Regions from separate parts of the Homo sapiens genome. Here region 2 is linked to region 1. A link is an interaction called in ENCODE POLR2A ChIA-PET data of the cell type or tissue named here. Cell type or tissue: PC-9. All regions are shown on one strand. Links, peaks and the distances in the headings refer to the core of each region. The heading gives the core; the rest is flanking DNA. Region 1 holds the start of SLITRK6 (SLIT and NTRK like family member 6). Region 2 holds the start of LINC00351 (long intergenic non-protein coding RNA 351).

Region 1 (9,133 bases), core at 490-8,489:
TTACCTTTCTCAACTCTCAACAACCAGTAGGAAAACAAATTCCACAAAGAGTCGTGAATGAAACATTTAAACCGTTAAAATCTCTTGTTTTTGGAAACGATTGTAATTTCCATGTCAGTTTTAAGTTACATTCAGAATAAGGATTGTACTTTGATTTTGGGGATATACTTACATGGCTTCTTAAACAACTTTGTTCCTCTTCATTATAAGTTAAAGAGTGAACATTATTACTTTAGGCAATTAACGACAAATAAAGATTAAAGAAATATTTCCCCCATCCCAAAGAAAAGAATGTTCTTGAGGGCATGTCTCTGTCTGCATTCATAGATCCCTTCCAAGCGTTCTCCAGGCATTGGAATATCTTAAGTCTTCCTAATACCTCTATGTACCTGATCAGAATTAGAAAATATTGGCAGATACTGGACTGAGTAAAAGAAGGGCAATAACATGAATTCTGGCCTTTATTTGTTCTTCTCTTGAGAATGTAATTTTTAAAATAATGTTTTGGAGATTTTACTATTTACCATGCTGAATATTTTTTAGTAGATAAACATCCAGCATTTCATATGCACACACATTTTCCCTTAGAAATTATTATTTAAAGAATTTCCACCTTTATGCTTCCAAACTTTGGAAGCTAATGAAGAAATGTTGGTTTTCAATAAACCTTTTAATACATAACTCTTGATTGATTTTCATTAATATCTACAATAACTTAAAGAAAAAAGCTCATGATATGATTTTACATTACTTATAGTCTTCATACTATGCAGCACAGCCCATATTGTTTTTATCAACAAGAAGGCTTCTTATTAAAAATAAAATAAATAATGTATATTCTGCCATTAGTGCAAAGTTGGATATTAAAAGCCAAAATATTTAATAGACCATTTAAGAATCACTGAAATATTGTGGAGTAAATTGAAGGGAGTACTTCCTTATGGAAAATGTGTTCCTTCATAGCCCAGTACATGACTCTGTGTGGTGTTCAGAAAACATTCCCAGATTACCTTGACTAATTTCACTTTGCCTTGTGAAAGTGTGCAGGTATGATTGATTCTATAATTAGAAACGATAGAAATAAAACATTTCCTTTTACGTTGCATTAGAAAATGATTTGCTTGAAAGGGAAAACTGCTAGACATACTTTAAATTTGGCTCCCTGTTAAGCATACCAAAAATCAAATAGTCTTTTTCACAACATGAACAAGATACTTCTGTGTGTAAACAACAAATAGAAACCTCCTGCAGTGTGTGTGTGTGTGTGTCTGTATGTTTGTGTGTATGTGTGTTAATCCTTACTTGATTGCATGACAAGTAAAGCTTGTCGTGCATTTAAGAAAGCACATTTAAAAAAGAGTTTTCATTTTAGTTTTATTGTAGTGAGTAGTATTTTTAATTTTCTTGAAAGGCACCCAAGAATAATTACTTTTGTGAACCAAAACTATATAAAACTGTACAGAATAAATATTTCATAGAAATCTAACTATGCCTTCTTGTAAAATAAAGCTACATTGTCCCTCTCTTGAGGCAACTTAAACCACTTACCTTTAGAAGTGCCTTTTGCTACTGATTTATGGCATCTATCAATGTACATCAATAAAAATAAAATAATTTTTCCTATTTACTTTACAACTGTGAATTACTTGCCACAAGAAATGTATTTCTATTATGGTCATTCAGATTTACAAAGAATTAAGCCTATGAAATAAAGCAAACCCAATATATTCTCTAGTCATATTTACAGCAGAATCTCAGTAGCATTTTTAAAATATCCCAAGAAGAAGAATTAAACTTTGAGCATAAATGACATACTTTAGTTCACAGCAGCACTGACATTAAAATTGTCTACACAAAATGTGTAGAAAACCCAAAAAGTATGCTTATTTCTTCCACCTGAACTATTAATCATTTTAACTTTTTAATTTAGAATGCATGAGAGTGGCATTTGTTTAAGCTCAAATGTTCAAAGTTTTGAGCCACCCATGGCCTATATAATTGCAACCTTTCTATTTTTTCTTCACTATTACTATTTATAATTGTCAAGTTCCAGTTTCTTTTGCATTTATTGCAAGAAAGTTAGGTATGTTTGACAATACACATTTTTGAAGTACATACTGGTTATAAACAATGTATTCCTTACATATTATAACTACATATACAAGTATGGTTTTTAAATGATGAAATCCAATTGTAATTAATCTATAGGGAAAGCAATTCAAGAAAATTCGGGATACTTAAATGTTCAGCCTTTTTAGATGTGCAAGAGGACTCCTATGAGACACTTTTCAGTATATGAAATATTACTATAATCCTTGAATGATTTACATGCAAGGATTTATTTTATTTGGGACAGACTAAATTGCCTGAAGATAATGCCATGGCTTCTCCCAGTGATCCCTGAGTTTCTTTTTCTTCTTCTTTTTTTTTCCCCATAGTTTACTGCTGTGCTTAGGTTCTGATTGATGACACACTCACGTAAGGCACTTATTTACAAGGTATGGACTTAAAACAGAATCACAGCATTTCTGCGAAAGCCCTCAAACTCTCCATCTATGTTTGCTGCTCCAGGACTTCTAAATAGTCAGGTTCAGCATGTAAATTAGCTTTAAGTTCAAAATACTCATTTTTTGTCTGTTCCACTAATACCTTCCTTGGACGTGAGTACATTAATGTTTCCATTAACTTCAGCTCTTCGTGGGCTCCAGGATAATGTGCCTCCATATCAGGCTGGAGCTGAGCAATGTTTTTCCTTAGGTATTCTGTGATTCCCAGTTGCTGAAGTTCCCTTTCTTTTTCTAAAATGTTTCTGTACAATGAGCTGGCATCTTGGAAGGATAAAAATTCTGTTGATTGGTTCGTGGTTTTGTATTTCATATTTGACCCTGTGAGTGGTGAATGATTTTCCTGTTCCAAAAGACTTCTTTGGAGATGTTTTGCATCACTTCCTTCTTTCTCATTCCTCTCTTCTTCCTCTTCCAGATGCTTTGGACCAAAGGATGGACTTCTATAGACATGAACCATGGGGCTCACCATGTGCTGTTCATAGAGTGAGGCAGAGGGTCTTTCAGTAGTGTGATGAGTGGTTTTATGGCCATACATGCTGTACTGAAGATGCACAGGACTGTTGTCTCTCATTTGCTCATCTACTTGTTTCTTTTTGTATCTTCTCCTGCGGTGAAGAACAAGAACCACTATCCCTGCAGCACAGAAAACAATAGTGATGAACATAATCAGAAGTCCCAATATTAGAACAGACAGTGGCACAGCGTCCGTAAGAGATCGTAAAATAGTATCAGCCGTATTTGTTGTTGTTGCAGGAGTGGTGACCATAAGGTAACTAGTCTGTGTTGGCATGGATGGGTTATTTACTAAACCTGGACAGAGAATTTCACTATTTAGGGCTTTCAATTCCTTTTTGTCGAGATGCCCGGGGGAAGTGCAGAGGATGTCATCTGTCACTGTGTTCTTGCTTAACTTTTGTATCCATTGCTGCAGTCCAACCAGGTCACAGGAGCAGTCCCAGGGGTTATCCTCAAGGTCAATCTGGGTTAGCAAATCAAGATCATCCAAAATATTACTTACAGGTAGATGGGTAAACTGGTTTGTTTTAAGATTTACCTTAGTTAGAGGAACCCCTGAAAAAATATGTGGTGGTAAAACTTGGAGGAGGTTGTTATTTAAATACAGGACTTTAAGTTTAGGCATTGGATTAAAGGTTCCTGGCAGTATTTCCTTAATGGCATTGTATTCAAGATATAAGTATTCAAGATTATGGAGACCAAGGAACATGCCTTTACTTAATTTGGTCAGGTGGTTACCATTTAGATAGAGTTTTTGTAATCTCGTTAGGTTCATAAACGATCCTTCTTCAAGAACTTCAATACGATTGTTTCCCAAGTGAAGCATTTCCAAAGTGAAATATTCCACTAGATCAGACTTCATTAAACTGTGAATAATATTTCCCGCTAGAATGAGCTTTCTAGGATTTTGCGGAGGAGGTCTCAGATCTGATAAGCTTTCAATGTTGCGCTCCTGACAATGTATTAGAAGTCCTGATGGGGATAGGACTTTGCAGTTACAAGGAATAGGGCAGTAAGGTCCTGGAAGTTGAGTGGATGGCTTTGTAATATAAGGTATCAAACCTGGTGCTTTGGTGGGTAGTTTTAGAATGGACGTGGTCTTAGTTGACATGCGACTATCATTTATTGAAGATGTTGCTGCCAGATGTAATGATCCTGAAGGATCCTCATGTTCTTCATACACTGGTGGAGTAGGGCAAATAGATTCCTTCTTTAGTCTACTGAGTATACTTCCTTTAAAAAATGGAGGGCTGTTGCAGACAACATCACCAATTATAGACTGTGGAGGCATGTTCTCCAACCAAGTTTTTAACTGCAATAAGTCACAATTGCAGGCCCATTTGTTGTCCTCCAACTGAAGATCCAATATTCGGCCAATGTGTTCGAGAAAACCAACATAAGGCAATGTTTGTAATTGATTTCCACGAAGATCTAGATGGGTTAAAGGAACAAATCGGAAGATGTTTGGAGGAAGACTCTCAATAGCATTGTCATTTAAAATTAACACTTTGAGTCTGTTGAGCTTGCTAAAGGCACTTGGTTCAATCACTGTGATAAAATTGTTATCTGCTTGCAGGAATTCCAGGTTTTCCAGTCCATGGAAAGTATCCTCTTTAAGAATTTCTAAAGAATTGTGATTGATATGAAGTTGTTTCAGGAGGCCAAGGCCATTAAATGCACCTATCTCAATATCTGCAATATTGTTAAATCCAAGGTGTATTGAAATAGCATTGGTAAGCCCAGAAAAGTCATTTGTGTGAAGCATCGTCAAGCCGTTATTTAATAAGCTTAGTTGGAAAGGTCGTGATGGTGGCACACTTATTTCAGATACCATCTTGATACCTTTTGCTTCACAATTTATTAGCATTGTGCCATCTTTTTCCTCACAATTGCAAAGAGAATCACAAGAGCCTCTGGATGAGAGCACTGGAGTTTGGGAGTGTAAAGATATACAGGCAAGGAGAGATGAATAAAAGAGATGAATCCACAGCTTCATGTTGTCATGTGATGAAATCCGATTCTGTAAAATAAAACGCAATAGCAAGGGACTTTAGTGGGCAGAACTGGGGAGGAGATGAAGCTGATATTTTCAAAATAATAGGTTTTTCTCCAAAAAGCAAATGACGGATTACCATGAAAATATGGGTACCTTGCTGCATTTACATCATTTGTTTCTTTTTTTTTTTTCCTAATACTCAGACAGGCAAGTCTGGCTGACTTTTAACTTGCATTGTGTTCAAAATATAAAATTTAGGTCAAGGGGGATTTAAAATATTATATCATAAAATTTGTGCTCACATCTGATGAATAACCTGCATTTTAACAGATGAGAGAGATGCTGCCTTAGAGCACTGATACTTCACTGTGATGCAAAGTTATATATTTGAAAATATTTTTTAACCTTATGGTCATACATTTAAGGCTGGAGGATTATAGTAAAAGACAATTACATAGTTATTAGCCGTAAGCATAGAGAACTGTAGGGAATGTAAAAAATGATAAAAGAATGTATGTGTGCATATGTGTATGTGTGTATGCATGTACGCATGTAGCATGCATTGTCTTTATATTGTTGAACTGGGTGTCACACAATAACATCTAATAACTGTGTCTGTGTTTTAACCTGCTTCGGTTTTGGCTATATATATATATATATACTAATTTTATTGTTTATTTTGAAAACCTTGAGGAAAATGCGTCTTTGATCATGTTATAAAGTACAGTACTATAAGAACTCTTTTAACTATTCAATCAAGGGTAGTTTGTATAAGCGTAATAGTATCAGATACATACACTTAAGTGTGACCATTCAAATTTCACTTAAATCATTATATTTAATATTGAATTTCTAGAAGCAGTATATTGCTTACTGCTTCTTAATTACGTTATAGATGAGGTGGAAATGATAAAAACTAAAGAAGCAAGATTAATCTTTAACACACATTTCAGGCTGTTGTAAAAGAATAAACAATGCTTCATATAAACTTCTAGCAAATGACTTCCTAATGAGGTCTTGAAACAGTCTTTAGGGCACGGAATGTCATCACATAATTAAGCAGCTTTAAGCCTTTATTAAAAGGCTTAAAGTCGCAAACAATGAAATCTGAAACAAACTGTACCATATTAAACTTTTTGATGATATTTCAAATTCAGTAAAAGAAAAAAAGGATGGTTCAGAATAACATCACGTATTCTAATCCTGAAACACATAACAAATGCATCTGAAACAGCAATTCTTAAAAAGGTTTTGCCCTTTAAATGACAGTTATGCAAGGTAAACATTTATAGCTCTAATGAGATCTAATTTTATTTCCTTCCTTTAAATATTATACTTTAAACTTATATAAACTAAATTGAAATATAAACACATCTTATGACTATTCAACTTTTCAAAATAGTAATCAGTTTTCATTTTTGTTGTTTGAAATATGAACAGTAACTGAATCAAATTAAAATTCACAATCAGGTAAAACATACCAGAACCCAATCAACAATCCTGAAAGTAAACTTGCATTCCCTGAAAACATAGTGTTTTATTGAAAACACATATAGTACAAAGTTCCTGAAAGGCAAAAGGCAACTGAAGAAACAAAACAACATACTGCCTCTGTGTAAAGGGAAAGTTAGAAGATTTTATTTTTCTGTAGGTAAATAATTTGATTTTAAACAGCTTTGTGTGCTGAGTTTATAAACAAGCAGCTTGTAGTTGGAGTCTTCAACTTGTGGATTAGCTTCCACAATCACTAAAAGTACTTATTCATAAATTACCAAGAAAGAATAAGATTTATTTCACCAGGTATAGCATCAGAGAAAATAGTAAATAATTTTTCAGTGATAAACTCTTGTTATTTTGTAAATCCTGTATGAATTTTATGCTCTTCAAAACGTGCTAGGAAACAGTTTCTAATCTTTTCAGAAACACACACAGATGTGAAAAGTGGTTCTCTACTGACAATATCTGATACAGTGGTAAAGAGGTCAAAAGATACTCATTGACATGTTTTCTGAGAATACGTATTTTCAAATCAGAAAATAAGTAGCATACAAAATGCAAAGAATTATTCAATATTCTGCTTATATTTGCAATTCAACATTCGCATTTGGAAGTGATCCTTCCTTCAGAAAGCACACATATTTAGTTTCTAACAACAAACTGCATGTTGCAAAAGAAATAGTGGAATATTATATTTGTTCTTCTCTGTAGCCAGCTGTTAGACTAAATGTCTGCTTCTCAGAGAATACAGGCATCTGCTCCAGTGTTAGTTGTGCCAGTAAGCAAGAATGAAATTGAGTATCCTTTAATGCAAAGTTGTTTATTTAAAGGAAGCGAACATACAAATTCAATCACTTTACTATAATGCAAAAATAAGTATAAGAAAAGCCTGGAAACATTCATCTTACCTGTAAAGCAGAGACTCTTCCTGACGTTATCTGTAATGCACAGCTGGAAGAGGTGTTCAAAGTAATTCAATTCCTTTATTAAAAAAAAGAAAACACCAACCACTGCGTACTTTCTTCTCAAATATCACTTTTTGTCAAGTCCCATAGCTTCATAAAGTTAAAACCTCTGGTCAAAGATAGAATACTGAGCATTTCATTGAAAATATTTCAAGCAGAGTGCATACTAGAGCATCCTGAAGCAATTGTCCCTTTTTCCCTCAATTAAAATTCACGGCATACTTCACAGCTATGCTGACTTTTTTGCATATAGTTAACCATTTGCAAGCTGCTGAATGCAGTAAGTAAACAAGATGTTTAACAGAGCTGAGATTGATCACTCTTGCTTTCTTAGGTTGTAGATCCAAGCTACAGCAATGTTCTCCTTCCTCCTTTTCTAGTATTTCTTGTTAGCTCAGTTTGTTATTAGTCAGATTGCCAAGGGCTGGGAGGTAGGCGTAAATAAAGAGACTTCTTGGCTTTTGACTCAGCCTTTAAGCCCTTCCCCATCAGAGCGTTTTAATCTGCCAGTGTCATATAACACAAGAGACAGCTCCACCTTGGGACTGCTCAACTCCTCCTCTTTCTGCAAATGGTCTTTCCACTCCTTTCAATACCAAATATAGTGCAAGTGAATTTTGATGGAAATAATAACACGTCATTTTAAATGCTTAATAGTACATTGTGTTATAGCAAGCTAAATAATACGTTATGTTAAATTCTCAACTAACACTGTTCTGTAGTGTTTGCACACATGTGTGCAGGAAACACAAGAATGCTGCCTATAGAGTAGTTGCCTCTTTTTTTTCTTTTTTTTTTTAAATCTGGTATTTATAGTTGAAATTGTGCACTAACTAGATTGTAAAATGTTAACACGAACTGCTTCCCTGCAATATTTGTATTTTTGTATTCACCATTTAACTTTTTTAAAGCCTTATGTTAGGGACTCTAAGTTTTTACTTCATTATTTCTTTCCCTAGAGCTAATATTCAATAATTAAACTTAGAAATGAAGATCTTTCAGTTATTTTAATATATTTATTTAGAAGAAAAGCATAATTATTTTAAAATATATTTAAAAATCTTTAAACACAAAATAATTATCATTGATAAAGTTCTGTTTATCACTTTCAAAAATATAACATTATATCTTTACAGATAAAATGAAACAAGTGAAATATGTAGATATTACAATAACCTGATTTGTATAGTGCTAGCTCAGAGAGAATTTATTCTTAATAGGTTATATCTTAAAAGTTGCGTGTTTCTTCAGCTCTTAAAAGTTTCTGAATCATCACCATTATTACTCTTGTCAGATTCCTTATTTCTCAAAAAGCCTGTGGTTTAAAAAGTTATTCTTCTTACCTACCTTCCTGAACTTTTTCACATCCAAAGTGCATATACTAGATGCTGTCTTTTATTTGTTTATTCTGTTTAGAATAAATACAGATTCTAGAGGCCTTCTATGTAATAGTAGGTGTCATTTCAGAAAGTGCTGTTTTTAAAAAGGAGAGTTGATATAGTTTAAATCATCAAAATAGAAGAATATCACATTATTATTTAATGACATACACTCAGATTGATATAGTTTTATCGTCTCAGGGTGGTATATTG
Region 2 (9,133 bases), core at 395-8,394, 430 kb before region 1:
TTTTAATTAAATTACTTATTATCAAGACAAGATATACCAATTTAAACAACGTTTAATGTGGATTTTAATTTTAAAATAATCAATGTAAACATTTCATTAATTCTGTTCATATTGGAAAACTTTTATGGTTTAAGTGTGCATTGTCTAAACAGAATAAAGTGTTTACAACACTATAATAAAATATAAAATATGCATATGTTAATGTTTACATAACTTAATTGTATACATTTATTTTAAGCTTTTTCTTCTCTAAATAGGGACTGTGAATTGCAGAATAATATTTTTTTCTGAAACTATTAATTATGGAAAAGGTAAAAATTTTACATCAAATTTTGGAACTGCTATGCCTGGGAGAAAAATACATTTAATTAACATCAACACCAGCATTTCCGTTGCATAAGCCAAGTAGACATAAAGTACTGAATGTCTCAGCTATAACTTCTTTAAGAACATTATTGTATTTTCTTGAATAACTACATGATTTACAGAGTGTTAGTGAAAAAAAACTTTATGTTCAATGCTATTGGGATATACGTTAACCTGATTAAATGTCTAAGAATAATAAAACTAGAATTTGATGTTATATTTCCTTACAGGCAACTATCAATTTTGAAAGAAACCATCTATCACAAAGACAAAAAAAAAACTGTTTTCAGAATATTTAAATTACGGAAAATATGCAATGAATCGCATTCTGATGAACCCAGGGGGCTGATAAGAAAACTGGAACTTGCAGATGAACATAGTACACAAAGTTCTTCTCGGTTTTCTTTTCATTTTCCAAACATTTTATATAGGCTTATTAGGTACAAATGAATGTATAACTGTGAATTTGCATCTAGTTAGGGACACTGGAGAGAAGGTTAATAATATTGCCATCTTTTAAAGACGTGGCTATTAGCTGTAAACATAATTAAATTGGATTTTTGTTAAAACTATGCTATAGAATTGTGAATAAAGCTATTTAAATGAAAGGTCAGGGCTGTACAGGTAATGATGTACTAAGTTTCCTTCCACATAGGTTCAATATTTTCTGTACATCCTTTGGAATGTTATCCTAGTGTTCATGTCTGCCAATATCGATGGAAACAACTATGCAGTCACCCCTGAACTTGGGTGTCTGGGTTTGGTGGAATGAACACTACTGGGAGTCAGTGTATCTAGAGTTTTGTACTGCCTGTGCCAAATTCTAGCTCTGTGGCCTGGAAGAAGAGATTAAAATTGAGGAAGTGATTTCTAATTTAAAAATTGGAAATTCTAATTTAAAAATTGAAAATACAAAATACCAAGAAATTATATTATTGCAACCATTAGATTAAAATAGAATATAATACTTTTTAAAGGACAGTTTCTAAATATTTATTTTTATCTTATGCTATTATATTAGGCTCCAAAATGCTTTTTTTTTAAAAAAAAAAACAGCCTTATGGAGGTATACTTGACATATGATAACTATGCATATTTCAAGTGTGCAAATTGATGAGTTTGACATAGATGGATATGCATCCACCCATGAAATTATCACCACAATCACAATAGTAAACTTATTCACCACCCCAAAAGTTTTCTTGTGCCTCTTTGCAAATCTTCCATCTCATTTCTAAAAGCCAACCTAATTCCTAGGCAACTCCTGATTGGCTCTCTGTCACCATAAATTAATTTGTATATTCCAGATTGTATAGAAAAGGAATTATAGGGCCTGGCATGGTGGCTCACGCCTATAATTCCAGTACCTTGGGAGGCCAAGAGGGGCGGGTCACTTGAGGTCAGGAGTTCAAGACCAGCCTGGCCAACATGGAGAAAACCTGTCTCTACTAAAAATATAAAAATTAGCAGGGCATTGTGGTGCGCACCTGTGATATCAGCTACTGGGGAGGCTGAGGCAGGTGAATCGCTTGAACCCGGAAGGCAGTTATTACAGTGAGCTGAGATTGCACCACTGTACTGGAGCCCTCGAGCCTGGGCGACAGAGCCAGACTCCATCTGAAAAAAAAAAAAAAAAAAAAAAAAAAGGATTATATAGTGTATACTCTTTGCATTTGGCTTTTTTAACACAGCATAATTATTTTGAGATTCAACTATGTTGTTCCATGTCACAACTGCATATTAATTTTTATTGCTGAGTAGTACTCCATTGTAAGTCTACAACACAACTTATTTATTAATTCACTTGTTAAACACTGGTGTAGTTTCCAGCAGCTTGCTACAGGAGATAAAGATCCCATTATCTTAACAATTTTATTGTCTGTATAGTAATATCTCACTGTAGTTATTATTCCCATTTTCCAAATGATTCATGATGTTAAACTTCTTTTCATGTATCTGTATATCTTCCTCGGAGGGCCTACTTTTTATTCACCTTATGTACACTGCACTTACCACAGTGTCTTGAATATGATACACACAGGCAAAATATAACTTAACATAAATTTTGTCAGATTTTGAGTAATAATATAGTTTTCATAGATTTGTCATCTTTAAAAAATGAACTTTTTTTGTAGAATGAGTTTAGGTTTATCTAAAAATTTGAACAGATAGTACAGAGGAAATTCGTATACCTAACACCCAATTTTCACTTTTATTAACATTTTACAAGAGTATGATACATTTGTCACAATTAGTGATAGAATATTGATACAGTTATTAAATCAAACCATATTTCATTCAGCTCTTTTCATTTTTACCCAATTCCCTTCTTCTGTTCCAGAATCCCATCCAAGATTCCATATTACATGTAATCGTCGTGTCTCCTTAGCCTCTTTTTGGCTGTGATAGTATCACAGACTTTCCTTCTTTTCAATAATCACAGTTTTGAGGAATAATTGCCAGTTATTTCATATACTGCCCCTCAACTGAGATTTGTATATGTTTTTTCTCATTACAGATAGGGGTTACGGGTTTTTGATACAAAGAGCATAGAGGTGAATTATCATATTCATCAGATTATACCAAGAGCATCTACTATCAACATCACTTGGTTTTGTGACAGTTGTTAGAGTTTACAATATTCTATAAAATATATTTTGAGAGAGTGGTAGCTAATTTTTAACATATATATAATTTGGTCCATTTCTCACAAGATTAAAAGAAAACTAGTAGTCTCATTAAAATTCACACATTTTGGAACCAAAAATATTATAGCTGTCTCACAACAGAATAAATATACATGTTTGAAATGCAATTGTCTCTCACAACCAAGACATTATCTAAACAAATGTCTCCTTCTGTCTGCTCAATTCCTGTCCTATTTAATATAATTAGTTTAGCTTTCTAAATGCAGGTTGATAAATAGTATATCATTGTAAAACAGAGTTGAAATATTCTTACGTCTTAAGCAAAAGTCTAACTTACAGTTGTCTATTTTAAGAAAATAAACGGGCTAAATTTTATTACTTAATGAAAATCTGAAATCATCCTAAAGTGTCTCAAGGGAAACAATTTGGTTCATGGTGCAATGTAAAAGGCACACACTAAAAATGTCCTAAGTTTGAATTTCATAAAAGCCACTAACAAGATGTTTGCCCATTAGAAAGACTCTTAACTCCCTTGAGTTCTGTTTTTCCATAAAATTGTATCGTAATGGTGGTAAGATGATCTATGAAGATTTCGTTTTTTTTTTTTTAAGTTCCAGGATACATGTGCAGAATGTGCAGATTTGTTACATAGGTACACATGTGCCATGGTGGTTTGCTGCAACTATTAACCCGTCATTCAGGTTTTAAGCACAGCATGCATTAGGTATTTGTCCTAACGCTCTCCTTCCCCTTGCCCCGCAACCCCCAACAGGCCCCAGTGTGTGATGTTCCCCTCCCTGTGTCCATGTGTTCTCACCGTCAACTCCCACTTATGAGTGACAACATACGGTGTTTGGTTTTCTGTTCCTGTGTTAGTTTGCTGAGACATTGAGAGATGACAACGTGCTAGCAGCCCTTGCTCACTCTGGGCGCTTCCTCGGCCTTGGCGTCTGCTCTGGCCGGCTTGAGGAGCCCTTTGGCCCGCTGCTGCTCCGTGGGGGCCCCCTGCTGCTCCGTGGGGGCCCCCTCTCTGGGGCTGGCCGAGGCTGGAGCCGGCTCCCTCTGCTGGCGGGGGGGGTGTGGAGTGGGAGGCGCGGGCGGGAGCCGGGGCTGTGCACGGCCCTTGTGGCTCTGCGCAGGTTCTGGGTGGGCCAGGGTTCCGCGGCCCCGCGGGCCGGCACTCAGCGCCGCCGGCCGGCGGGCGCCTGCTGGGCTTGATTAGGGGACCAGCTCCCTCTGGGCTGCCGGACTGCCCAGGCTAGGTGCTGCAAAGTCCCTAGGCGAGTGCCACTGAAGGATGAAGCCAGCTGGGCTTCTCGGACCGGTGGGGACTTGGAGACCTTTTCTGTCTAGCTAAAGGAGTGTAAACGCAACAATCAGCACTCTGTGTCTAGCTAAAGGTTTGTAAACACACCAATCAGCACTCTGTCAAAACGAACCAGTCAGCTCTCTGTAAAATGGACCAATCAGCTCTCTGTAAAATGGCCCAATCAGTAGGATGTGGGTGGGACCAGATAAGGGAATAAAAGCGGGCCACCCCAGCCAGCAGAGTCAGCCTACTCAGATTTCCTATCCGTGATGTGGGAGCGTTGATTTTTTGCGTTTTTTTTTGCTCTTCAGGAATGAGTCTCGCTGTTGCTCATTCTGTGGATCCCTGCTGCGTTTATAAGCTGTAACGCTCAGCGCTAAGGTCTGCAGGTTCAGTCCTAAAACCAGTGAGACCAGCGACCCACCAGAAAAAACTAGCAACTGCAGACGCGACGCCTTTAAGAGCTGTAACACTCATCGCGAAGGTTTGCAGCTTCACTCCTGAAGCCAGGGAGACCACGAACTCACCAGAAGAAATAAACTCCGGACACATTTGAGCATCTGAAGGAACAAACTCCGAACACACCATCTTTTAAGAACTGTAACACTCACTGCGAGGGTCCAAGGGTCTGCAGCTTCATTTTTGAAGTCACCAAGACCAAGAACCACAAATTCTGGACACAACATCATTTCCTGTGGGATCATATTCTGGAATCACAGAGGTAATTTATTCCAACGCAAATCAGAATTGCAATCTATGTAACAATATTACCTACACTTTTAATTGTTCACCTCCCTTCTATTTGAGCACCTTTAGAGACAGGAACTCAGAATACTCACTCCACTTGCATATCACCATCTACATGCCGCTTACATGCTGAAAATTTTATATTTACCAATTGCCTACTCACTTGAATTTTTAATAGGTATCTCAAACTTGACGTGAGTAAAACTGGGCCCTGACCCTTTGTGTGTGTGTGTGTGTGTGGGTGGGTGGGTGGAGGGGGGGGTCAAAAAACAATATATTTTCCATTTTGTTTTGAAAATTCTGAAAAATCTAAAAAAGCTTAAAATATCTATAATCATGCTATTTTGAAAATCATAAAGAAGTAAAATTCTATTCCCCAACCCACTTTCTAGAGAAACGTTGAGTATCATGACACATTGTTTGGTGGAGAAATAACCAAAAAAAAAAAAAAAACTAATTTCTGGGAAGATCAGGTTTTACTGCAGAGGAAAAAGAATCTAGCTGGTTTAGAGAGAAACAGTTTTATCACTGGAGTATTACATAAGATTTTATGACTGTTGGGAGACTTGAAGAGGTGAACTCCAAGCTGCTCTTCCAGCAACAAATTCCCAAGCAGAGTGGGGTGGTGCCAGCTCCACAACCAGCTGATCTGTTATTGTCTTCATCAGCAAAGGGGTGGCTCACACCCTGACTGTCTTCCAGGTTATCTCAGTTTCTTTAAAAAAAAAAAAAAATTCAATAGGTTTTTGGGGAACAGGTGGTGTTTTGTTACATGGATATGTTCTTTAGTGGTGATTTCTGAGATTTTGGTGCACCCATCACTTGAGCAGTGTACGCTGTACCCAATGTGTAGTCTTTTCTCTCTCACCCCCATTTCACCCTTCCAAAGTCCGTTGTGTCATTCTTATGCCTTTGTGTCCTCAAAGCTTAGGCCCACTTACAAGTGAGTATATACAATGTTTGGTTTTCCATTTCTGAGTTACTTCACTTAGAATGATAGTCTCCAATTCCATCCAGGTTGTTACAAATGCCATTATTTTGCTCCTTTTTATGGCTGTGTAGTATTCCATGGTGTATATATATATATAGAGAGAGAGAGAGAGAGAGAGAGAGCATTTTCCTTATCCATGCATTGATTGATGGGCATTTGGGTTAATTCCATATTTTTTTCAATTGCTAATTGTGCTGCTATTAACACGTGTGCAAGTCCTTTTCATATTATGACTTATTTTCTTCTGGGTAGATACCCAATAGTGGGATTGCTGGATCGAATGGTAGATCTACTTTTAGTTCTTTTTGGAATCTCCACACTGTTTTCCATAGTGGTTGTAATATTATGATAAACATTAATTCTCACTACTCTAATTTGAAAGCAAAATTTGTTAGGTAGTTACTTCTACTTTTAAGACCCACATTATTTCTCTTCTGAATGTTTTAGGTTATGCTTCTTTAGAATACCACAGTCAATTTAATTCATAACTCTGACTCATAGTTGTATTAAAATTCTGCTGTCTTGTATATCTTTTTGTATATATATATATATGTGCATTTCATGCTCATGCTTATTAAATATAGAATTTAAAGAGTATTAGTTTTGTCCCAATCCAGAAAAAATTTGGATGATAACTTTGTTGAGAAATCAGTATTATTTTCTCTCAACGTATTGTTTTATTTTAATTTTATATCATCCTGATTTTCTTCAATGAAATAAACTGGGTAGTATTTTATATATCTAATATTTCATATCCCAAGTTCTGCTAACTTTGACTTCAGGATTAAGACTCTTAATTGCTCATGGATGTTTATCAAAATCAGATTAATCAAAAGATTTAGCAAATGTGCCTCGTTTTCTTGATTAAAAGCAATCAAATGCTGAATGTTTTCCAAGTAATCTAAGGGGGAAAAAAAGATCTAAATGACACCACATGCTTCCAATTGAAAATAGAGTAGAGTGCGTGACAGCTTCATTAAAGCCTTGTTATAAACCACTTTTAACAAAAACAACAAAAATCAACATACCCAACAAATCTGAACCGTGGGAAGAATACTACTGGATAACTTTGCCATTCTTTTCCTCCCTCTGGCTAAGTAACTTTATTCAATATTTTTATCTGGTAGCTAAATACTCTTATGTAATCAACAAGATGTCTAGAATTTTTCTTCTCTCGTAATGTTAGTCTTGAAGCAGTATCACTTCCCTTTAGTGAAGAAAAAGAGTATATTATACTGATTTTGTGAAATATTTTTGATTTAGTATAAAGAGCAACCATACTTTCACTGTCATGCAGTGTTCAAATAAAAATTATATATCTGGCGATGGTGATATACCTGTAAAAATTCAAACTTTCTCTTTAAAATAATCTATTGATAATGTTCCAGAAAAGTTAATCTAAGAGTTTAGCAATGATCAAAGTTTTTCAATTTTGCCAACTTCATTTCTATAAATCTATTGTAATTTTGTTGAGATTTTGTTTTGTTGTCACTACTGACAAATATAAAAATGGTACTATATGATATTCAGTTCTATCGGATGTTTATTTGTATTTATCAGATGTTTACTTTTTAATTCTACAGAAACATTTTCAAGGTAATTTATTGGAGAGTTATCTGAGAGAATTTTCATCAGATATTTATATGAACTGAGTCTATAATTCTTTTGTCTATCAAATTGATAATGCAGACTGGAAAATCCACTTAATAGAAATTGAGGCAATTTAGAATAAGAGAGGAAATTACAAAGAAAAGCTAATAATGGCACTGAAACAAAAAGAGAATTCAGAACATGATGGCTGGGAATGACCTAATCTTTACCCCGTCTCCTTCTGTTGTTTCTGTTGCGTGCCAGAGAGCTCATATTTAAGCTCAAGAAAAACAAAAATGAGAATGCCTAACAGGCTAAATTGTATTTTCTATGTGTGCATTTCCTACACAAAAGTATAGCATTTTATGATTTCCAACATATTTTATTAAAATGCATAATATATCTATTCACACGTAAATGTTCTTATAATGTCTATCACATTTAAGTGGAAATTTTTACATTTCCATCTAATTTTAGTTTCTTTAACTATAAAAGATTTACGCAGGCTCTGGTTATATGTGATTCATACACACAAGAATGTACACACACACATTTTTAAACATGTATAATGGCAGTGTATGCGTTAAAATTATATTGACAAAATATGAGTAGATTTCTGATGTATCTGTGAACTCTTCAGTACATCAAAAAGGAAATAAATTTCTTTACTTGCTGTTTTCTCTTTCTACTGTGTCTGTAAACATGCTGCATTTATTTCTCCCTTAAGTGGTATATTTACTTTCTGCAAGACCACGAGGCTCTATTTCCATGGTACACTTGAAAAAAAAAATTAGCCCAAATAATTTCAAACCAGAGTTTTTCAGTCTTCACATGATTCACCTACTCTACTTTTATACTCGCTTTCATGTAAAGATCTAAGTAATGTCAGATTTGGGGAGAGAGGCTTGGACAAATATATAAAATATGGCATGTGCTGCCTGCTATGAGAGACTACAAATTTTCTATCACTTGAGGTCAGTAGTAGAACTGAATATTATATGCAACATTTATGAATCAGATGTGAAAATATGGCCTGTATGGATTCTAAGGAACTTCACAAGTACACTTTTCTGAGTTAATTTACATATTTTTTATTACTTACATGTATATGATAGTGTTTTTATATAGTGCATGTTCTTATTTCCAGTTCATTGATATTCTCTTGTCCTCTTTATTACTTGGCAGATCATAGTGCTGATAAGCAACTGAAAAGGATTAAATTCTAACATCTCTTGTAGTGTGCTTGCATCTAAATGAATGCACCACAAATATTTGTGGTCTTCTCAACTGTCAGCACCAGAATAGTCATGTGTGCTATTGATGGTTCTAGTTATCTCTTGTTACATAACAAACTGTCACAAAACTGTATCTTAAAGCAAAAAATATTACTTCTTTCAAATTTGTAGATTGAGCTCAGTTGACTTCTTGATTGTGGTTTTCTATGTGGTTTTAGTCAGATAATGGCTAGCATTGTAGATATCT

What was found. ChIA-PET counts read pairs that join two places held together with the same protein. Peaks named below come from ENCODE experiments on the same cell type or tissue, not always from the same donor. Only the 100,000 strongest peaks of a DNase experiment are listed, where the experiment ranks them.
Region 2: POLR2A ChIA-PET joins it to region 1 with 10 read pairs; 2 of 35 experiments call an interaction of 5 or more read pairs at or near these places.

The regions. Positions count from the first base shown.
Region 1 is chr13:85,791,430-85,800,562 of GRCh38, forward strand. SLITRK6 (SLIT and NTRK like family member 6) reads right to left here and starts at 7,990. Exons shown (of 2, transcript NM_032229.3): 1 at 7,485-7,990; 2 at 1,361-5,103. The coding sequence starts at 5,079. The coding sequence ends at 2,554. In PC-9, for the core only: no CTCF peak of the experiment used is centred there; a DNase peak (open chromatin) is centred at 7,962.
Region 2 is chr13:85,359,052-85,368,184 of GRCh38, forward strand. LINC00351 (long intergenic non-protein coding RNA 351) reads left to right here and starts at 4,552. Exons shown (of 4, transcript NR_046989.1): 1 at 4,552-5,044. In PC-9, for the core only: no CTCF peak of the experiment used is centred there; no DNase peak of the experiment used is centred there.